3 separate regions of the Homo sapiens genome follow, and all the other regions are linked to region 1. A link is an interaction called in ENCODE POLR2A ChIA-PET data of the cell type or tissue named here. Cell type or tissue: GM12878. All regions are shown on one strand.

The links. Peaks named below come from ENCODE experiments on the same cell type or tissue, not always from the same donor. Only the 100,000 strongest peaks of a DNase experiment are listed, where the experiment ranks them.
Region 2: POLR2A ChIA-PET joins it to region 1 with 11 read pairs; 1 of 35 experiments calls an interaction of 5 or more read pairs at or near these places.
Region 3: POLR2A ChIA-PET joins it to region 1 with 5 read pairs; 1 of 35 experiments calls an interaction of 5 or more read pairs at or near these places.

Annotation. Positions count from the first base shown.
Region 1 is chr9:123,754,815-123,762,814 of GRCh38, reverse strand. It overlaps DENND1A (DENN domain containing 1A), which reads left to right. Exons shown (of 24, transcript NM_001352964.2): 5 at 4,993-5,112. Among named protein-coding and RNA genes, the nearest start is that of DENND1A, 170 kb to the left of the region's middle. In GM12878, no CTCF peak of the experiment used is centred here; a DNase peak (open chromatin) is centred at 6,144; H3K27ac peaks cover 821 bases.
Region 2 is chr9:123,658,635-123,666,634 of GRCh38, reverse strand. The region is part of intron 8 of DENND1A (DENN domain containing 1A); the gene reads left to right. Among named protein-coding and RNA genes, the nearest start is that of MIR7150, 180 kb to the right of the region's middle. In GM12878, no CTCF peak of the experiment used is centred here; a DNase peak (open chromatin) is centred at 4,004.
Region 3 is chr9:123,681,693-123,689,692 of GRCh38, reverse strand. All of the region lies in intron 5 of DENND1A (DENN domain containing 1A), which reads left to right. Among named protein-coding and RNA genes, the nearest start is that of MIR7150, 200 kb to the right of the region's middle. RefSeq lists an enhancer at 4,802-4,851. In GM12878, no CTCF peak of the experiment used is centred here; a DNase peak (open chromatin) is centred at 4,821; H3K4me3 peaks cover 905 bases; H3K27ac peaks cover 263 bases.

The DNA.
Region 1 (8,000 bases):
GAAGCTACCTCTGACCACATTATCTCAGTAGGGCCTTTCCTTCCCTTCCATTTTCCTCTATCTTCGTTTCTTCTTTGGTTTTGTAATACCACTATTACAAGCTGTATGTTTTGTGGTATACTTGTTTATTACTTGTCTCTATCTAGACAGAAAGCCTGCAAAGGCAGGGGCCCTGCCTATATTGTTCAGTGTTGTATATCCAGCACTTGTTACAGTGCCCAGTGTAGTTGTAGCTCAATTTGCAAAATGGATAATGAAACTTAAAGTGAAGCTCACATGTAAAAGTTTGTTTCTCACTGGGAGACTAGAATCAAACTGTCCATCCTCATGCTTCATACCATTCATGCACTGGCCCTGTAAACAACTTCAAGATTAAGCAAAATGCTACTGGAGAGGCCCTGAATGGCTGATAGGCATTTAAAAGGAAGCATGAAGGTTTAGGTCTGTGGCTTGAATAGCTATTGCTTTTCTCCCTTGTTTTTCATATTCACCTAGGCACGGGAAGCTACAAGAAGCACAGCTAAGGCTGGTCTTGGCCCTGGTCTCCTGGGTTTATTTCTGGAGAACTTCAAATGTGGTCTCCCTAGCTTAGTGAAAAATATGGTTTTTTGTTAAGACAACTATCTGAATTCCTCGCATACCTTAGTTCCTTAAACCGAGTTGAAAGCTTCCCAGGGAGGATTTTCATTGTGTTTAGTGCAGCGTGGCAGAATGGAAAGGACTTTGAACCAGAAGTTGGCTTGGATTTTTGTCCTAGTCCTGATAACCTTGGAAAACAAAATGAAAGTAAACCCTAAATATCAGTTTTCTCATCTGTGAAACATGAGAATTGGGTGAGATGGTTTCTCCTAGCTTCCATCATCCTGAAATCTCTGGTTCCTTTGGAAATTATGGATGCTGAGGTAAACTCAAACTGCAGACTTTAAGGAAGCAGACCCTTTCCCCAAGGTCATTTTTATGGAGAAATAGTGAACACTCCCATAGACTACCCCAGCAAGTAGGAGAGAGAGAATGATAAATTCCTTGGAGATTCAGAACCCTTTTAAGTTAACCTCTTTGACTTCCCTTGCCAGACCTTTAGTTTATTGGAAATTGTCCAAGGAAACAATCTTTTAGAGCCTACTGGTTTTGGGCTTTTGTCGACTTCTACTTCACCCTACCAGGAATTAAAAAAGGGAATCAATTGAGAATAAGTACCTCCTGGTAAGCTGTGGCACCCCAAAAAGAATCTTTTTCACTGTAAGGCAAGCATCAGTCACTTGGTCACCCAGAGGACTAGCCTTTCCTGAAAAATATGCAACAGGCAAGAGAGAAAAGAAAGCAGACTTCTTCCTCTACTCACAGATATTATAAAGCTGAATCAGGAAGATTCTAAGCAAAGGCCTAGTTTTTAATGTGAGTTTTAGTTTTCACAGTTGGCAACAGCTTGCGTCCCTCTTTTTAATTGTTCCTACTCTGGACTGACCTTTATACTAAATTCTTTTCCATTTATTCTCAAAACATCCTTTGGGTTGGATGGTAGTGTCTCATTGTTATTCCAGGTGAAGAAACTCAGGTGCTTAAAGGTTTTAAGTAACTTGCTAAATTTAGTCAGTGATTGAGTTGGGATTTGAACCAGGTAAATGAGTAATGATTCTTTCTCTGAGCCTGTAGGGTAGCTAAACACATTTCCAGCATTTTTAATAGGAATAAAAAGAGAGTAGGAAATTAATGACACACAATTCACAAGTCAGGTGCATTCATTCTCTGTCTTTTTCCTGGAGAATCCTGGGTGTTTTCTTTTCATCGAGTCCTATCGATACCCTTCCTTTCTAGGATGATACTTAGTATTCATTTTAAACATTCTAGAAGTGAAATCAAAACCTGAGTTAAAACACTGAACAATCATATTTTGTATGATCACGTAGTAGTGTTTCTTAAAAGCACAACCTTATTTGTAACTTGGAATCATCCAGACCTGTTGCTTTAAATATTTTAATAAAACAGGATTTCCCCTCCCCCATTGAGGCCCACTTTTCTCCCCAATCACTTTAATTATGTGAGCTAGAATGCTGTTTCTCACACATCTTCAGTTCTCAACCTTGTTAAAATTAATCATATAATCCCCCTTTAAAACATAGTATTAAATCACCATAGTAACACAGTATCCAAGCTTTATGGATAAAACATAACAGGCATAGGAAGGTAGCGTTTGGTGTCCCCTTGACGGCCCTATAACTTTTATAGAAATGTGTTTCTTCTCCTGGCTGTGTAAGGTGGAGGGATAGCATTACTTACACCTGCTTTATGACCACGTTGCTTTTAAATTGCCACCTTGTTTTTGTTCACCTTCCTAGTTAAATAAGGAGAGTGGAACACTTTTTCTTTCTGAATTATTTTCTTGTACTCTCTAACCACTCTCTAAGAGATGGAGTTGTCTCCTTAAATATGACCAGGCAGAGTCCATTGACCTTTGTATTGGAATACCTTGAAAATTCCTTTAATTTTAATTATTTATGTGGCTGTATAAGGGAGTTTTAGAAAGTCTACCCTATCTTTGAAAACTTTATTCATATCATATCCAAAGACTCAATAAGAATTCTACCTTTGGAAAAAGCTTGGTAAACCATGATTTTTAAATTTCTTCTGATAATTTATAAAGTAATAATTGATAGCATAGATTTGACTATTTTACCAATTTGAATACACTTTGTAAAATACAATATGAGTTGATGAGTTCCTTTGAATAACTCAGTGTTGAATTCTAGCATATTACGTTAATATAAATTCATGTATTAGAATTTGGATTTTTTAACCAAAAATACCTTTATTTTAATCTTCAGAGAAAAAACTCTTTTCTTCTTTTTCTGAGATAATTACTGTAACTTACAAAAATGGATATACATCTTCAAAGGATTTCCCTTGAATGCGAAATTTAGCTTTATGGGATCTAAGCATTTAAAGGTAAAAAGCAAATTCTATTTTGTTGCCATTATAAGACAAAACTGAATCTAGCATAAGGTAGGGAAACCCATTCACTCTTCAGGTTCTTCTCTGACAGGAACTAGCATTGTTATATTATTTCCACTTAGCAAAATCTGCTCTAATTTAATTATACTTCTTCCTGGCCAGGCGGTAATCCCAGCACTTTGAGAGGCTGAGGCAAGCGGATCACTTAAGGCCAGGAGTTTGAGACCAGCCTGGCCAACATGGCAAAACCTTCTGTCTACTAAAAATGCAAAAATTAGCTGGGCGTGTTGGTGCACGCTTGAAATTCCAGCTACTCAGGAGGCTGAGACATGAGAATCACTTGAACCCGGGAGGCAGAGGTTGCAGTGAGCCAATATTGTGCCACTGTACCCCAGCCTGGGTGACAGAACAAGACTGTGTCTCAAAGTAATAGTAATAATAATAACAACAATAGTACTTCTTCCTTCTGGTGTGATTTCAAACTCAGTGACCTCTTCTAGTCCATCTTGACAAAGTCATCAACTCCTAGAAGAGTACCCACGATTTCTTAATGACTCTTCACCACAATGTGAATTCTTGAGCCTATACATTTGTCTACAAGCTCTAGCAGCAACAGCTGGGCAAGTAGGTGGTAGCCTTAGCCGCCATAACTGTGACGGAAGCGGGATGTTTAAATTTTTAAAATGGAATGAAATCCAAGCTAACTGGTAAACTGATTTTAAAAACTGGATTTTTAGACATTTTACAACTTTAAAAAAAGAGTTTGGCCGGGCGCGGTGGCTCACGCCTGTAATCCCAGCACTTTGGGAGGCCGAGGCAGGTGGATCACGAGGTCAGGAGATCAAGACCATCCTGGCTAACATGGAGAAACCCCGTCTCTACTAAAAATATAAAAAAATTAGCTGGGCATGGTGGCGGGCACCTGTAGTTCCAGGTACTCGGGAGGCTGAGGCAGGAGAATTGTGTGAACCAGGGAGGTGGAGGTTGCAGTGAGCTGAGATCACACCACTGCACTCCAGCCTGGCAACAGAGCGAGACTACATCTCAAAACAGAAAAACAAAACAAAGAGTTTCTGTAATCTGATTAGTATTGTTTTTAAAATTTTTAAAAATAGATATTTTAATGTTGCGTTTATGTGTGGTTTTTAAATTTTTGTATTGATATATTTTTAGCTTTTTTCCTTTAACGTCTTTCTTTAAAATGTTGTTTCCATTTCTTAGAAAACACCATGCAATGCTAGACATTTTGGTTATTTCTGTCCTCTAAAATAGGAAATATGTTTCTCATAAATTCAGAAATTATGAAAGATATAGGAATTTAGGAAAGTAACACCTAAGCTTGCCCTGTTTTCTTTCCAGTTTCAATTTCAGCTCCTCCTCTTTGTAGCTGTGTGAACGTGATTCAGTTACTAAGGATGTATTCTGGTCCTTAGTTTCCTTTTCTGTAAAATGGGAACATCCTCTAAATTCCATGGTTGTCCTGAGAGTCAGGGAGATGGTCTACGCATATATGATGTCTAACTTTGTGGCTGGCACATAGTAACATTTACCTTTTGCTCTGGCAAGCACTCTTATTTTCTGAACTAGGGAAGTTCTCAGGTGAGGATTGTTAGCAGCAAGCTGGTAGAGTGGCCTGTGGAATCAGCGCGAGGGTTAAAATCCAGCTTTTTGCCACTGATCAGCTGACCTTAGGCAATGCCTCTCTAGACTATTTCTTCATCAGCAAAATGAGGTTAATAGAGGGCACCTTTCGGAATTGATGGGCTGACTAACAGAGCTGCCTCAGAGACTGAACTCAGTAAGGAGAAGGTATGATAGCTCTGATTATTTGATTTCTGAGGTGGTCACTAGAATAGGCTGCTGGCTGTCTTTTTTTTTTTTTTTTTTTTAACTAGCTTACAGTCTGTTCCCTTGAAATGTGTAAATTTTAAGAGTTCCACTGAGAGAGGAAATGTTATAAGTTCAACGACTCATTGTGATTAGATACTTTATCAAGAAACTTACTGCACATTCATTTTCCCCTTTGTTCTGCCTTTGCTGCAGCCTCACAGTTAGCCAAGTTGGCCAGAACTTCACATTCGTGCTCACTGACATTGACAGCAAACAGAGATTCGGGTTCTGCCGCTTATCTTCAGGAGCGAAGAGCTGCTTCTGTATCTTAAGGTAAGGGAGAAGGCTTGGGCTGTTGGCTTGTTCTCTGAAGCAATGTCAGCTTCTGCATTGCTCTTCCGTAATTAAATCTTCCAGCTGTTCATTTCATTTTCCTATCTGTTTCCCACAAGTCACTGCATTTGGGGAGAAGGACTTCACAGTGTTGTTCTTGCACTGTAAGTTCTGCAGATAATTGTATTTATTTATTTGTATCACATCCCTTGGGTGGGAAAGGGGACCATCTCTTCTGAGTAGTTTGTGGAAGCCAGAGAGTCAGTGTGGCTTCAGTGCCTTCTGCTGTTATCTGGAGCTGTCAGAAATTAGCCTGTTAGACTTTCTCTTGGACATTTTGTGTATGTAAGATTATTAATAAAGTATGTGTCTGTAGCTCAGGACATCTTGCAGACACAGACTGTGTCCGCCTTAAAGTAACACCCTTGCCCCCTTTGGGTCGGTGAATGAAGAACTGTGTCCCATTTTGGCTACCTCTGTAGAGGTTTGAAAAAATTAAGAATCGTGTAAGAAGGCTTCTTCAGGTCTTCTAAAAGCCCCTCATACACCAGAGCCACACTTGCTTAAGGCTCTGTTTCCTCCTGCCAGAGGGGTAAGGCATGTTCTGAGGTGGGAGGATGTGTGGAAATCCGATTTTGGAGCTGCTGGCTCTGTGGACTCCTGCTGGGCTCCTCCTGAGGGGGAAGTAAAGGCATCCCCCATGCTCCCCTCTCCATCTGCCTTGGTTAAGTAGGTGTCAGAGGGGCCTGCCTCCTGTCTCTCTCTGCTCATGTGGAACAGCCAGGGCACAGCAGCAGGAGGTGCCCATGACAAAACCCGGGCCCCCAGGCTTGGGTTGGGCCTGGGCCTGGGAATAAAAGGCCAGACCCTCTATGGATTCCAGAAAGGGTAGCTCTCTGCGGCACTAGTCTCTGCACTTTCTTCTTCTCATCAAGAAAAGACTCCCCCACTGACTTCTGTTCCCCAAACCCACACACCCTCACACCACAGGGGAGGAGGGGCTGACTTTGGAAGTTCCCAAGCTCACTAACTGTCAATCTGGACTGCTATACATTTGCATTTCTCTACACAAATCTTAGTATCATTAGTGCTTTTAATCAGTGAAGTCGACTCTCTTCTGCACCAAGCATAGCATTTGTAACCTGGGCACAGGAGGATGACTGCTGGGGAGGCTTTAGGAAGGAGGCTGCTTTGGGAGATTCTGTGTGTTCTGTTGTTCTCAAGCACGCCTTAGTAGCCCAGGCCCAAGAATTACCTGCCCAGAGCATTAGAATTTGATGTAAATGATTATTTACATTTGGATTGAACAGTGCAGTCTTTTTCTTTTTAAAGAAAAATTTCTCTTTCAGTTTTGTCTGTTATATTTCAGCCCTGGCCAGGCCACTGCATATTTATACAGTTGACCCTTGAACAATATGGGTTTAAGGGTACTGGTACCCTCACACAGTTGAAAATCCACATATAACTTTGACTCCTCAAAAACTCAACTATGGCCGGGCACGGTAGCTCACGACTGTAATCCTAGCACTTTGGGACGCTGAGGTGGGTGGATCACCTGTGGTCAGGAGTTTGAGACCAGCCTGAGCAACATGGAGAAACCTGTCTCTAACTAAAAAATACAAAAATTAGCTGGGTGTGATGGCACATGCCTGTAATCCCAGCTACTTGGGAGGCTGAGGCAGGAGAATTGCTTGAATCCGAGACATGGAGGTTGCAGTGAGCCAAGATCGTGCCACTGTACTCCAGCTTGAGTGACAAGAGCGAAACTCCATCTCAAAAACAAAACAACACAAAACCCACAAAAACTTAACTACTATTCCATAGCCTACTGTTTACTGGTAGCCTTACCTGTAACATAAACAGTTGACTAACACATATTTGTATGTTGCATGTCTTATATACTGTATTCTTACAATAATTAAGGAAGGGAAAAGTTATTAAGAAAATCATAAGGAAGAGAAAATATATGTACTGTTCATTAAGTGGAAGTGGATCATCATAAAGGCCTTCATCCTCAGCATCTTCACACCGAGGAAGAAGAGGAGGGGTTGGTCTTGCTGTCTCAGGGATAGCAGAGGTGGAAGAGGTGGAAGGGAGGCAGGAGAGGAAGGTATAACTTTTACTTTAAAAAATCCACATATTGGCCAGGCACGTGGGCTCACTCCTGTAATCCTAGCAGTTTGGGAGGCTGAGGTGGAAGAGGAGGAAGGGAGGCAGGAGAGGAAGGTATAACTTTTACTTTAAAAAAATCCACATATTGGCCAGGCATGTGGGCTCACTCCTGTAATCCTAGCAGTTTGGGAGGCTGAGGTGGGCAGATCACCTGAGGTCAGGAGTTCAAGAACAGCCTGGCCCACATGGCAAAACCCCATCTCTACTGAAAAAAAAAAAAAGAAAGAAAGAAAATACAAAAATTAGCCGGAGTGGTGGCAGGTGCCTGTAATCCCAACTACTTGGGTGGCTGAGGCATGAGAATCGCTTGAACCCAGGAGGTGGAGGTTGCAGTGAGCTGAGATCATGCCACTTCACTCCAGTCTGGGCGACAGAGCAAGACTCTGTCTCAAAAAAAAAAAAAAAAAAATCTGTGTATAACTGGACCTCAGCAGCTCAAGCCTGTGTTGTCCAAGGTGAACTATGTATTCATTTGGAGGTGGTGAGGCTTAAACTGAGTTCTTAGAGTTTTGCAAAAAGGTTTTTCTCTATAATATGTTTGGGTTACAGTGTTTCTTTCTAAGCTGTGTGTGTGTATGTATATGTATATTCTAAACTGGCACTATCACTCAGCAAATTTTGATAAAAGTATTCATTTAAAAATTTACATTTGAATTTGCTTGTCTCTGATTCTGATGTGTGACTTTGTGTGCCTATACAAGTAGGGTCCTGGATTT
Region 2 (8,000 bases), 96 kb after region 1:
TTTAGCCATTCTCTCACTGTAGAACATTTAGATTGTTTCTCATTTCTGCTTTTATAAGTGAAATGTTTCCATATAAAGAATTTTCCAAATAGAGGTTTATTAGGGTAGATCTACTCAAGCAGAATTACACTTCTACTTTTTACCTTTGTATATTTACCTTTCAGAGAATAAAATAAAGTATTTGTGGGTGAAGCATGAGGGCCTCCATCCCTACCTCCAAAGGATGTAGGAGCAGTGAACTAGAGTGTGAGAGAGCAGAAGGTTGATGTTTGCCTTCTGAACAAGCTGAATGACATATCTAGTCTAGCTGCATGACATGTTTTCAAAATGTTTTACTATGATTATAAATAGTACTATGTAGAATCAGATAAAGAATGTCTACCACTTAGACACTTGATTACTTTTTTAAAATTGTGGTAACAAATACATAACATAAAATTTACCATGTTAATCATTTTTAAGTGTACAGCTCAGTGGTTTTGAATGCATTCATATTTTGTACAGTCAATGTCCAGAACTTTTTGTATCTTACAAAACTGAAACTCTGTACTCATTAAGCAATTCCCCATTACCCTGTCTCCCCAACCCCTGGCAACCATCAATCTGCTTTCTGTCTCTGTGAATTTGACTGCTCTCCATATAGTACTTCACATAAGTGAAATCATACAATATTTGTCCTTTTGTTCTGAGTTATTTCACTTAGCATAATACCTTCAAAGTTCATCTGCATTGAAGCATGTGTCACAATTGCCTGCCTTTTTGAGGCTGAATGATATTCCATTGTAGGTGTAGACCACATTTTGCGTATCTGTTCATCCAGTGATAGATGCTGAGATCAATAGATATTGTTTTTACCCTTTGGCTATTATCAATATTACTGCTTTGAACATTGGCGTACAAATGCCTGTTTGAGTCTCTGCTTTCAATTCTTTTGGGGATATACTTGAATACTTGATAAGAAAAGTACTGGAATATGTGGTATACCTTTTCATAACTATTGTAGATTCACAGAAAGGAAATTTTTCCAAGTGTCGTCTATAGAACAGGTTACAAATGTCAGGTGATCAAATGTAATGAATGAAGTTAGGCTGTAGTATTGTGATTAGATAACAGTCTTGATAAGTTGGGATTATCAAGCATATCCATGTAGTATATTATCTGTATGATCAGACTGTGGTAGAAAATGTTGCATCCTTTTTTTTGACATTAACTAATAAAAAATTCAGACCAGAGTTCCCATTTCAACAACAATAGCTAATGTTGATTGAGTACTACTACTCGAAATATTATATATTTGGTGCTTTTCTCCATTTTCTCATTTAGCTCTCTCAACAAGCTTACATGGTAACTACCATAATTATTTAATATAAGGAAACAGAAGCCCTGAAAATTTAAGTCACATATTCAATATCCTACAGGAAATAAATGGTAAAATCAGAATTCAAATATTGGTCTTTCTGGATTCTTGAGACTGAGCTCTTACATAACATGCTATACTTTGAGCCTGTGATTTTTTACCTTTCATCTCTCAGAAAATTCCATTGAAATGATGAACGAAAGGAGAAAAATATTTCCCTAATGACAGAGGAAGCTACCATGAGCCAGAAAGTTTGGGAATTTACATAATATAAAGGAGATGATTACTGATAGTTGCAGTCAATTCAGTATAGACAGTGGAGAAATCCAAAAAGAAGTGGGAAAGTAATGCAGGAAGAGCAGAAGCAGAGGCATACTCTGGCTATGAAGGAGGCTACTGAAGGATTATTTTAAAATGCCATGGGACATTTATAAGAACTGATCATGTACTAAATCACACCAAAAATTTCAAAATAGAGCATACTAAACTCTTACAGGTCACTGTCTTTTATGGTGGTGAACGAAAACTATAATAATAAATTAATTAAAGGTTTAAAAATATTCATCTATTTGAAATAGCAGTTGGATCAAAGATGATACAAATTGAAATTAGTTATTATTTAGAAATTAATGACAATGAGGACACTAAACAAGTGCCTTAGGGATGTGGCCAAAACCACACTCTGGGGAAAATTCATAGCTTTGAATGCTTTTATATAAATAAAAAATTTAGAAAACAATGAACTTGACTTTCAAGAAGCTAAAAAAAAAGAATAGTAATAAATAACCAAAACTAGAAAAAGAAATTATAATTTAATTTATTAGGGAATATTGTTAAAGTAAAATTGAAAAATAGTAGTTTTTAAAAACTGAATTTGTGAAAAGAATAAAATTTTAAACTTATTCAATAAATTTAAAGATTGTGAAAAGAGAAAATTTTCTAGAAAAAGACAAATGATAGTTGGCCTGAGAAATAGGCAATATGAATATAGAATTATAACTTGAAAAGATTAATAAAGCTCTATTTCAATCTCCATCCTTCAAAAAAATCTATCAGGTTTAGGTGGTTAAGGTGTTTCAGGAACAGATAATTATTACTTAAACAGTACCAAATCATAGGAAAGGTATGTATGTATGTGTATCACACAACAGCAAAAGAAAAATCAGGCATAATCTCCCATCTCAGAGATCTGTTTCTGAGTTTTTTCATCCTTCCTTTTTATGACATGTAGTTTTCAAAGTGTGCAACCGGGAACCCCAGTGTTGCTTTGGCAGCCCTGGAAGGCCTCACAGAGGTAGATGGCTAACTGATCAGAGCACTAGATCCCTGCTCCTATTTTATTCAGAGCAGGTTAGTTTCCACTGCTTACACTGGGGGTTGAGTAATACTTTGTTTGAGACAGAAGTATTCTTTTGGTTTTTTTTTTTTGTTGTTAAGTTTCAAAACTTACATTTTTAAAAGCACACAAAATGTACACACTTTATATCTGTTTTTCTTGTAACAATGTACGCTGAACATTTACCTGTGTCATTAAAAATTCTTTACAAATATTTTGTTGTAAAAGATTAATACTGATACATAGAGAAAAAAATGAAAGGCCCCCATTACCACCACCCCCTCCAACCCCAATCCCACTCTCCCTCCAACCCCAATCCCACTCTCCCTCCAGTGTTTGATGAAACCTTTCTCTAGGAATTTAGTGTTATGTGTAGCTATGAAGGAGGCTACTGAAGGATTATTTTAAAATGCCATGGGACATTTATAAGAATTGATCATGTACTAAATCACACCAAAAATTTCAAAATAGAGCATACTAAACTCTCACAGGTCACTCTTTTATGGCGGTGAACGAAAACTATAATAATAAATTAATTAAAGGTTTAAAAATATTCATCTATTTGAAATAGCAGTTGGATCAAAGATGATACAAATTGAAATTAGTTATTATTTAGAAATTAATGACAATGAGGACACTAAACAAGTACCTTAGGGATGTGGCCTGTGTGTGTTGTAGATGGTTTTTAAACATAAATATGATTCTATTCATACTTGTTTAGCAACTCATTTTTTAGTTTAATGTATTCTAAAAAGTGTTCATATCTACCTACTTCTTCCTTTTTAATGACATACTTATTTAGTGGTATTTTTACTCTTATGAAAGTAATGCATATTAATGGCTTAAAAACATGTAGTACTACATAGTTGTTGATGAAAACCAGCAATTTTCAAGTTGCCCAGCTACTTTCAAGTTTTTAGCAGCTGTGTTTCCCTCTGTATTTTTGAGTAACTTATTCATATTGCTAAATCTTATTTTTTTTCTGTTACAGATATCACTTATTGATTTTCCTATAGAAGATGAGAGTTTTGGTCTTTTACCACCTATAACACTCCCCACCCCGAAACACACAGAATAACGTTCTCTCAGTCACATATTTCCCCTCTCCCATTCTTTCTATACCTTTAGAAAATTTTTACATTAAATCAGAAGTTAATGTTTACATTTTAATGAGCATACTGAAGTAGTTAGTAGATTACCTTTCCTTTCTTATACAACTTTTTGTCACGTAAGCATTCTTGGGTTTCACATCTTCCTCATTCTTGATTTCACTCCCTCATTTTGGTGAGACATGCGCCAGTAGTTTTCTTGAGAAAGTGCTTGTTAGAGGCAACATTTTTAGACCTAGCATGACTAAAAATAACTCTCTTCTTCTTTTTTTGAGACAGTCTCGCTCTGTCATTCAGGCTGGAGTGCAGTGGCACAATCTCGGCTCACTGCAAACTCCACCTCCTGGGCTCAAGCGATTGTCCTGTCTCAGCCTCCCAAATAGTTGTGGCTACAGGTACACACCACCACACCTGGCTAATTTTTGTACATTTTAGTACAGATGGGGTTTCACCATGTTGGCCAGGCTGGTCTTGAACTCCTGACCTCAATTGATCCACCTGCCTTGGCCTCCCAAAGTGCTGGAATTACAAGTGTGAGTCCAGCCTCTTTATTCTTCTTTTGATAGTTTGACTGGGTATAGAACTCTAGGTTGGAAATTACTCTATCTTCCCAACTTTGAAGATGTTTCTCCACTGACTTCTAGCTTTGCTGTTGCAACTAAGAAGTCTCAGCCATTCCGATTCCTGTGATTTACTTATTGTAACCATCCTTTGGTGGTCCCTCCTGGTATCCTGAAATTGCAGTGATGCGCCTTGCTACGGGCCTGTTTTCATCTATTGTGCTGGGCACTTGGTGGTTCCATTTAATATGGAAACTCATGTCCTTTAGAGCTGAGAACTTTTCTTACATTATTTCTTTGAAAAAATATTCTTCATTTTTCTTTCTTTCTCTGGGGCCTCTATGATAGAATGTTAAAATATCCTGTGCTGATCCTCTAATTTTCTTGTTTTTTCTCTCCTATTTTCCATCTCTCTCTTTTCGTTTTCTCTCTACTTTCTTCAGCAAATCTTTCCATCTTTGGAAATTTACTTCTGCCATTATATTAATATTTTCACTCATCTGTGAGACTGTTATTTATAGATTTTAAAAAGTGTTCTTCTCCTCGTATTATTTTCCTGCTCAACATTCCTATCTTCTGTTTGTTTTATTCCTTAACTTTCACTGTAGAGCCTTTCCTCAAATGGCTGCCCCGTCACATTTAAGAGTGAGGCACTAAAAAGCTGGCTGAATGCTCTGTCAGTCATTTCTGGAGCTTGGAACTAGTGTGGCTATTTTGGGGGCAGTGGCCTCTCAAATATCAGTATCAGAATCTTTTTCTTTGGAGTTGGTCTGTTTTCTTTGCCTAGGTAGTGTATGCTTTATTATCAGTGTTCTGGAAGCTGAGTAGGAATGGTAGGTTATGACATGTCAGCATCTAATATGTATACCTTCGTTTAGTACTCATTTTCAGTGTAAGCCTTTATTGCCTGTCAAAGGCTTTATTGCCCGTCCTCAACTGTACCTGGTGTCACCAGGCCTTTCTGGTTCAGTTCTTCTAGAAAGTAAACACATATTCCTCTGGAGAGGTGTGGGAAAGTCTGTTAACTAGCTCATTGAGCTGGGAGAGGAGATCCTTGGGATTGAATTACTCCTATTTTTATTTGCACCCCGTCTCCTAGCCTTCAGAGATTCTGGGTGTCTCCAGTTCCTTTTTGGAATTCTTTTTGTGCTATGAGTTGGGCTGAATGCTCGGTGCTGTGCCTGCCCACCTTATCCGTAGCTTTAAGCTTTCCTTCTCAACCTCAGTCGCATGCTTGTCAGCTTGGGCCAGATCATTCTTTGTTGAATGGGGCTGTTTTATACATCGTAGGATATTTAGCAAGCATCTCTGGGCTCTACTCACTATATGATGGTAGCACATTCCCCTCCAGCTGTGACAACCAAAAATGTCCCCAGGCATTGCCAAATATCCCCTGGGGGACTAATGGCCCCAGCTTGAAAACCACTTCGTTAGTCACATCTGCTTTTTGGCTTTCAAAAATTTGATCTCTTTGTTCCATTACTAATTCTTCTCCTGTTTTTTGGCGTTTGTGCCTTTTAAAATTCTTTTACTTTGACTTTTTCTGGGAGGCTGGTATCAGGAGAGAGAAAAGATAAATGTATGTTTAATTCACTGTATTTAACTGTTTTAACTGTGCTTTTCCTACTAATAGACATTTACATTTTCTATAAATAATGTTATGATAAAAATGATTGCCTAGGTTAGGTTCATTAAAAAATTTTTTTTTTCTTTTAAGAATAAATAATTTCTTAAGAACTTCATTTTAAGGTACTTGGAAATTCTGATCATTTCTAATTTTTCAAAACCACAATTGAGATTAGGAAGTTTTTTTTTTTAAGTCTTCTCATAGCCTTACCTCCAAAGCCTGTCTGCACTGTATGCTACCTCTCCTGCCCCCACTATTTTAAAAATTTACATTCCTTCTGCTGGTTTTGCTACTAATGAACCAATTCCCTGTGCATGACCCATTGTCCCTAAATCCTCCTTTGCAAACCAGTAAAAGGCTAGCGTTGTTTGTTTCTAAGCAGAATGGTGATACCAATCTGCCAGACTCCTACCGTACATGCTTCCACTTTAATCCTTAGAGCTACTCCGAAAGGGGTAGACCTGAGCCCCGTTTTAGACAGGGAGCCCAGAGCTCACAGAGCTGAGGTGGCAAGGTCTGCTCGTAAGCACAGTGTAGCGACCCAGGTTTGTAAGCTTTTGTTCCTGTTGTACCCCACTGCCTCCCTGGAATTGATGTGTTCTATTCATGAGGAAAAAAAGAAAAGAAATGTTTTTTTAAATATATAGCAAATTACAAAATGAAGCAGGAAAGCCTTTCCTCTAAGGAGAATCTGAACTTTTGTAGGACCAATTTATGTGGTTTTTGACACAGAATCACTGTTGAGCTCTAGCAGTGTTGAAATTTGCATATTAATCTCTTGATGATTTTTCAAGGATTAATTTAAAATTACTAAATTGCTGCATTGCAAATTGAAACAAGCAGTAACTGTGGGGTTGTTAATCCTTTATGATCTGGTGTAGTGGAAAGAACATGAATTTTAGAGACAACCAGACTCTGGGCTTTGCTACCCTGGGACTTTGGGGCAATGTACTTATACTCTTGGAGCCTCTAGGTCCTTATCTACAAAAGGAAAATGTGAGAAACTCATGAAGTATTAAATGTAGCGTTCCAAGGACAATGTCTGGTTTGATGGAGATGCTGCTTTCAATGGTCTGTTTCTTTTTCTCCTTTTCTTGGCTCTCCCAGAATTCTAGTCTTAACCTCCCTTGAGATCTGAGTTGTGGCTGAGGGCTGAAGAACATTATTCTTGGAGCACATCTTTTCTAGATTTTTTTCATATTCATGGTTATGGAGATTAATTCTCTTCCTTTTATGGGGCATATATTTCATGGGGCCTTGAAAGTGTCTTAGCAGGCCCTTTTCACACCAGAATGTCTGAAGCTTGGAACTGGTGTGGCAGATGGAGCCCAGGGCTCCGCTGCCTGTAATATAGATGGTTTGTAAATATTTATTGATTATCTCCTCTAAGGAACATAAGCAACAAAAAGGATAAATAGGCTTTGGGATGTGGAACTTAATAATGTTCTATCACCAGATAATCCTGTTCTCCTGGACAGCTTCAGAGAAGTGTTAGTGTGCAAAAAGAGAGGAAGGAGCTGGTATTTATTGAGCATCCACTGTGGATCAGATCGGGCACTGTTTGTTATGTTATGAAATCTTCACAACAGCCTTATAGTATGGTTGTTATCTCTGTTCTGGAGAGGAAATGAAGCCCAGAGAAGTGAGGTAACTTGCCAAACCAGGAAGTGCTAAAACCAGGATTCACCCTTCAGTGGGTATGATCTGAGCATTGAGATGCTGCCTGGTCTGGGCCCTGGCTCCGTGGCTCTCTCTGCCCATCTAAGAAATTGCTCATCATATGTGTAAGTTATATAATTAATTGAATGAACGTTTGGTAAAATGTCCTCTCTCCTTCTCTAAGGACAGGGATCAGTATTTTTTTTCACAGTAGCACTGTACCCAGAACAGAATAGATGCCCAATATGTATTTATTGACTGAACGAATGACTGAATGAATGAATGAACATGTAGCCACCCCCAGGAGAAGAAAAAAGAACAATTCCTTTCAGTTGGCTTTTGGGCCAATTTG
Region 3 (8,000 bases), 73 kb after region 1:
TGGCCATTCTTTTCAACCACTATTATTTTATGGACATTTTCCCATATGATTAAAAATAATCTAAAATATAATTTTCTGTTGCCTGGATTTGCTGTAATCTCTCTAGCCATTCTCTTAGCACATGTTTAGAGAAGTGTGTGTGTGCATGTGTGTGTTGTGCTGTTATAAGTAATAAAAGAACTATCATTTAAAATATATTACCAAAAAAATTGTCACAATATTTAAGGCCGGTAAAAACATAGTAAAAATGATTCATGCGTACATTTTTCTGCCCTTCGTTTTAATTTTCTACTTTTTGTAGTAACTCATTAAAAGGCAACTTTCCTGCATTCATTCAATCCTATATGAGTTTATGAATTTACATCAGAGGCCAGGTGCAGTGGCTCACACCTTTAATCTCAGTACTTTGGGAGGCCAAGGCAGGTGGATCACTTGAGGTCAAAAGTTCGAGACCAGCCTGGCCAATATGATGAAACCCCGTCTTTACTAAAAATACACAATTTAGCCGGGCATGGTGGCATGCACCTGTAATCCCAGCTACTTGGGAGGCTGAGGTGGGAGGATCGCTTGAAGCTGGAAGGTGGAGGTTGCAGTGAGCCGAGATCACGCCACTGCACTCCAGCCTAGGCAACAGAGCAAGACTCTGTCTCGGAAAAAACAAAAAAGAATTTACATCAGAGAAACATATTTCTGCCAGGAGGTTTGCTGACTGAGCATCTTTTCTCTAAAATTTAGTTTTTAGGGTTTCTGTTTTGAAAATTATAAATACAGCCTTAATTTGAGGGAGTTTTTTTAACAACAAATTAGGGTTTTGTAACATTATGGACTGCTTTTCATGGCTTATAATAAAGCAGTGCCATCTGTACAAAGGTTATTTTAAAAATCGGGAGTGGCTGAGGGTAAGAATTCCATCAGGGTCTCAACAGAGAGTGACCAGTGGCATTTTATGTTGTAGCTTTGGGTGCCTTGTCGTGGATTCCCAGCTCTTCAGCCTCCTCGTGTTTGGGGCCCTCTGTTCTGTTGAAAGGTTCATTTGAGAAACCTGCCTATTTCATGCTGTGGCTGCTGTGTGATTTGGGTACAGAAGGAATGCGCATCATACCTCTTTTCAGGGCGGCCCAACCATTACTTACCACATTTTCCAAGCTCTGCGCCTGTTGCCTCTATCAGATCATTCCTAATGCCATGATGACTTCTCGCACAAATCTAAACCAGGGACCAACTTTAGTGGAAGTTATGCCATATTCCACTCTCTACTCAGTGCCTGACTTATATATATTAGGCAATGAATGAGTGAATGAATGCTGTCTATAACACAAATGAGCTTAATTATTATCTCATTTTGACAACAGCTAATCAAATGTAAAGTATAATCACTGTGTAACATACACTTTACTGAAACCATTCCCAGGGATTTTTTTCCAGAAAAGTACTTACTAGTATAGGAAGTCACACAGAACTGGATTCGACCCTCATCTACTTTGTGGCTGTGTGACTGTGAGCAAGTTAGCTTTTCTGGGTGTCAGTTTTGCCATTCGGTATCTGGGGATATGATGGTACCCTATCTAGAATTACAATGAGTAAATAAGCAAAGGCATGTAATGCTCCTGGCATTTGGTAAATTCCTGAATAAATGGTCTCCACTACTATTAAAATATTTACCACTCTACTTCTAATACTTTGATCGGTTTGGTGCACAGCAGTCAATGTGCTTGCACCTAGGTGGATCTTGTAGTTGTAGTTGAATAGATTCAGTCCTCTTCAGGATTGCTGGGCTTCCATGTAATTAATTGTGTACAAATAATTTTGCTTCCCTCAGCCTGACCCAGGTCTGCTGCAAAATTAGATAGCCGTGAAGCTTTTCCACAGAATAGGAGAATCTGGTGGGCCAGACAGAATCCCATGGCAGAGTGAAGCAAGAAGAAGGGCTGCTTGCCTTGCACAAATTCTTGCTTTACTCTCTCTAAAAACCCCTCGGTTTCATTTTCAGAAACATTTTGGGAAAAACTTCTCAGTGAAAGAGTTGCTTCGTCACTAAAGGTAACTTGAGAGCAGACCAGTTTCCCGTCTGTCTTTGTTGCCAGCTCTCTAGTTGAAAGGTTCTGCTTTGTACCCGAAGGAGGCTTTGAACATCAGCTGTCTGGAACAATCTCTGGCCTTATCGCTTATTTTAATGTTCCTTGCACAGGGTCATTCTTGGATGTGGTGCTCTGGGCAATCTCACCCCAGAATGCTTCCCTTCCTTTATTTAACCTCTGACCTGTGGAAACAAGAGTTAATCAAGAGTTCTAAGGTAGCTAAGAGGAAGGGGAAGTGTTTGGTTACAAATTAAATATGAACAAGTCATAAGTCATAAATCCCCAGTAGTGCCACCAGTTGTGTGTCTCAAGTTGCATATGGTACAGAGTGTTTGGGTTATAAATTCAAGTTCAGAGCTCTCTGATCGCTGGGGGGGTAGGTGCGAGGTTCATTTTATTTTGGGCTAAAACTCTGCCTCCTAAAACATTACTTTTATTGGACTAGCTTCATTCATATCCTACTTTCTCTGTGTGCCCGTCTCTCCTTCTTCCTTTCTTTACCTGCCTGCCTGCTTGTGTTGATTGGTGTGCTGTTCTGTGAATTGAGACAGAACTGCTTCCCTGAAAGAAGTTAAGCATATGGAAAAAGTTGCCAAGGAAAGGCATTGAAGCATAGAGCGTAAATGGGTTTAAGAGACAGCCAGACACTTTTATAGAGAGATTTGCGATTGAATGATATAACATTCAAGCAGAGATCTGGGGTGGAAATGAACTTAAATGAGTACTATTTGTGGAAAGCTGATGCCCTGTCTAATCTAGCATTTCCTTAATTGTCACCATAAGCATACATTTAAAGCTTTATACTTTAAATTAAAAAAGGCAACACAGTCTGTTTAAGAATCTAAGACATAGGCCATAGTTTTTCTAGAAAAAGTTCTTAAAAATATGCATTTAGGGTATAGCAGAGGCACTGGGTCTTGACACGAAACACTGGAAACTTAAAATACTCTTCTGCTGTGTTTGATTAAAACATTTTAAATTGAGCTATTTATATTTGTGTTTCTGAATATAACATGTACACTAATTCCTGAAGCAATAAAGAGCTGACACATGACTAGTGTCCCTGGAGCTGGCAAAGTAAGAAAACACGCTGAATTGTTGGGAGGCAGCCAGAGTTAGATTGCTCAGAACACTTGGAGCCGAGGGGCTTTTGGAGGCAAGCTTTCCTTTATCTTATCAAGCACTACAGTGAGAACCACAAGGTAAGGATTTTATATCCTAATCTCAGGATTTATCATTGTACGTGATCATACTACTATTGTACTGTTTAGAGCAGGTCAGACTGAGAAATCATGCTGGACTGGTTTTGTGTCTGATCTGTGGTTTTAGTAGCTGTGTCATCTTAGGGAAATTACTTCATTTCTCTACGACTCAATTTTCTCATCTGTAAAATGGGATAATTCATCTCACAGAGTTATGAAGAGTAATATTTCAAAGCACCTAACACTTGATACCTAGTTTCCCCCCTTACTGCATTAGCTTCTACTCTCTAGCCCTAAAATGAGGTTAATATCAAATGGCATCTGACTGGGATCATTGATTTTTTTGTTTATTACTGCAAGTAGGACACGGATCCTCATGTAGCCATTTCTTCCTTTTGTTGTGTTTTTTTTTTTTCTAGTAGAGACAGTGTATTTCCTAGGCTATGAAAGCTCCAGTAGGGTGGGCCTTAGTTAGAACCTCACTAACCCATTACATTATATTACAGTAGTAATTTAAACCATAAAATAAGATACTCTGAATGGGGAAAGTCTTGCAGGTGTGTGAATACAGGAGTAGGCAGCATCATAAACTCTCCTAGGAAAATGATGAAAGGCCTATGTGCTCACCCTGCCTGGGCTCAATGGAAAATATTGAGAATTACACTGAATTGTCAGTGCAGGTGCCATTATTCCAAAGATCTCATGTTACCAACACTTCACCGGTGATAACAGAAAAGTGCCTCTGTGCTTTCCTCCTGAGCAATCTCCTTCAATCAAAGTAATACTCTCATAGAAATAAGATGACAAAGCCACTCTCTAAAAGCAACAATTATTGAATGCCCATCAAGAAAGAAAAGAGCCTTGTTTCCAAAATCAAATCCAAGTGTATGTTTGGGTAGATTTATATAAGCACAGATGTTTTATGGGAGTTTTTGGTGTTTCTTCATAATGCAAATTAATATTTCTACTCATTCAGTACATATATTTTCCTGCATAGATATAATAGGTATCACAATGGGACATTAATTATGGACATAAATCAGAGATTCTTGAGCTTAACTAAATATCGTAATCAATTTACAGTTTGAGATTAGCAGCTGTGAGCAAAGCAGAATGCCCAGACTGGGTGAGACTGGCTTAGAGCTCCCAAAGAGGATTGTGTTTTTCTCTTATTGAGGTTGCTTTGACTTTTGATGTTATCAAAGAGTACGGTATTATCAGGGTGAAACAAATTGTACTCAGTTTCAGGCACTGTGATAGGTGCATTTACATATGTTTCAGCCTCAAAAGAACCATGTGAGGGTAGATATTCCCATTTCACATGTAGGGAAGGAAGAGCATGGCTCAGGCCACAGCCAGTAAGTAACAGAGCTGGTACTCAAACCCAGGTGGGTCTCCTGACTTTGCAATCAGTGTCAAGCTGATCAGTGAGGTGTCACTTCCTCTTGGAAGACTTTCTAGAATCTCTTCTGTGTTCCCTTTGTGAACCTCTATCAAAGCACTGACCCAGTGCTGCTGACATTATCTGCCAGTGTGTCTGCTTTCCTCTTTAGACTGTGAGCTCCCCAGATACTGAGACATGGGCCTTATTCCCCCATGTACCTAGCAGAGGGCCAGGCATATACTGGTGGGTCTTAATAAGCATGGGAAAATATGTGGGTAGATGCCATTGATGGAACATTTGAAAAATGAATCATCTAGAAATGTGTGATGTTTGGACTGGAAACGTCTCAGTTTTAAATTCTGTAAAAATGTTCATTGAAGCTAAATGTGGTTATCTCAGGAAGATGAGGTGTGCTTTTCCCTTAGGGAGGAACCACATATAACCTTGGTGCTAAGGTTGTGGTTTGAGAATCATAGACCAGCACACATGAGTGATTTCTGTTGTGCTTAAAGGTGGGAATGCTTGCTGGCTGAGTATAATAGGGGAGAAGATGTGTCTTACAGAAGGCAGTGCAGTTGGGCTCTGGGGTCTTTCCTCCTTCTCACCTCGAGTTAGGAGGGAGAGGGAAAGGAATGAGAAGTATAGGAGTGGAAGAGCTCATGTGAAAGCTTTTCTCTTTGGTGCGTTTGGAGAGAAGAGTATCTTCTGAAGAGAGGGACAGAAGAGGAAAAATGTTTGGAGCAGACTGGAGGGGGTGGGCAACAGGAGGCCTGTGGCACTGCAGATTAGAGGATTCTTGAACAATTTTAAGGGTTCACGTGTGCTTGAAAAATTAGGTTTTCAGATGATTGTCATCAGCCTGGTTTTGTGAACTTTTTACATAGCAATTGAAATGGGAACAAAAAGAGTAGATGGTGGGGTTTACTTGTGTTGAGGAGATGGGCAAAGGGCAAGAAATCTTGTTTGTAAGTATTCCTTGATCTACTTTGAATAATCACTTGCTCTATACTCATTATTTATCCCAGACTCCAGCAGGACATTTGCAGGAATTGTTTTTTAAAAACCAGGTCATTTTCCAAACCCAAATGCTGCCTGCTAAATTTGGATCCCCACGTCCCGACTAGAGTTGGTTGACTGTTACTCTGTAGCTCTAGTGGTAATTAATGGCCTTAATAGAACCTATAGAGATGAGTTACGTCTGTCAAGGTAAGCTATGATTTATTGAATGTCTCACATGTGCCAGGAATAATTAGGGGTTAAATAGTCAATACACAGTCACCGTCCTTGATCTCATGGAGTTGACACCAATGGAGAAGACAGGCAAACAAGCACGTATTATAAACGATGGGGAGTTTTAATGTCTAGTAAGCCCAGGAGGTCTTCATATTCTGGGAATAAAATGCATCAATTTAAATGGGGACCAAAAGCTCATAGTAAAAATGAGGAAAAGGTTAGGATTTTATCTAGAAAAAGTATAAAAAAGTATAAATTTACCTCAACAAACTCTGTCTCTTAATTCCAACAATGCAGTAATTCTTAGAAAGAATAATGCATCAAGTATTGTGGGGAGAGGAGGTTATAATTTTTCTGACTTAATAACAGTTCATAGTTGACTTTCACAGCATAATCATAAAAGGAGTCATTTTTTTCCAAAAGTATTTGAGGACTTCAGTTTCCCGAAGGTCTCTTTTATCCTTTCATATTGAAATCATTTTCTTTTGATGTGACTGTTGTGTTACTATCCTTGTTTTTCTTGATTTTTCTCTTCATGTCTTGTTAAGTGGTCTAATACAGCCAGGTCTTCATTTGTCAGTGACTTTGCCTCAACTCTGTGCAGGTATCCAGCATGTCCAACATGGGCTTCATAAAATCCAGTCTCCTTTGCAAGAGTTGTAGTTTTAGTTCATGGCAAATTTGCATTTTATTATAGATGTTTGGCTGAGATACAGACAGAGGAGCAGGGATAGATGCTAGGTGAAACTTGAAAGGGTGGATAGGGGACGTATTGTCTGGAAACTGGAAGGGTGGAGAAGGGTCATGTTGTTTGAAGCAGTCACATTGTTGGTGAGTATTTTCCTCTTATAAGAGCTTCTGTTTTCCTGCCCATTCTGGTTGACCACATGGTATGAGGAATTTCTGTAGAATTCTGGAGGAGCCTCTGACCCAGACACCAGGAATCAAAGAGAGATTCCCAAAGCTGAGATTGCCAAGGGGGACAGGAAGCGTGTTCTGGATTGGTGGCTGTCATGTCCATCAGGTACATTAGCAGGTGGTGTATATCTTTTCATAGAGGAGGAAACTGAGTTTTGGGAAGACCGCTTTCTCGAGGTGTCACATCTAGAAAGGAGCAGAACTAAGATTCAAACTCGGGGTTACCAGACTCAAGCCAGTGTTCTCCCCAGCATGTGCCATGCTGCTCTGCTTTTTAACATTGGGGAGGAGGTTTTTTTGTTTTGTTCTGTTTTGTTTTAATAGGAAGGCTTTAAATATTGAGTGCTGAATGGTCTTAACCAAGGGATGCTTTGCCATTGGAAACACGTTGGCAAAATCTGCTGACAGAAAGAAAGGGATACCTCTCCTCAGGTATTCAACATGGAATGTCAGGAGCTCCTCAGACAGTAGCAAGTCACCAAAAGCAACTGAAAGACCCTGTGTCATGTTACTTTTAAACTCATCAGTCCCGACATGAACACAAGCAGCTCTGCCGCAAGTCTTCCCCCGGGAGGCACTGCTTCATTGTATCATCTATTCTAATGGTGCCTGAGTGTTACATCCTAAAATTTTATTGCAAATTACTTTTATTTTTATTTCTCTTTTATAGGAGAGCCAGAGCATTATTTTGGTTTTGTGAATGACTAGATTACATTAAGATTTTGTTTTTAGGATAGCAAAGTAGATGCTGGTTCTGATAAGGCTGAAATCCACTGGGCTCTGCTGAGGTCAAGATGAGGGGAAAGAATTACTTCCCACCTGGTTCTAAAGCCATCGCTCATGCGCTTTCTTCTGCCTGTCATGCAGATTTTGTCAGTGGAAGCCCCTCCTCACTGGCTTTCGTGTCCTGTTGATATGTCCTGATCATGTGTTGAGCACTGCTATTTTTTTTTTTTTTTCCTAACCCAACACAGCATTTCCCAGCCCCAGCCCTGGAATCAGACATTTTTTTTCAAGGAGCCCAGGTTCCTATTACTGGAGAATAGTATTTAGAAACCAATATCTGGGCACTAAGTGTGCTCATTATAATTGGGATATCTCTGCTTCCAGGCCTTCTCAGTGACTAAAACTAGGGAAGGTATGTATGTACATAGATTTGTATTTCTATTTATTTTATCTGTCTCT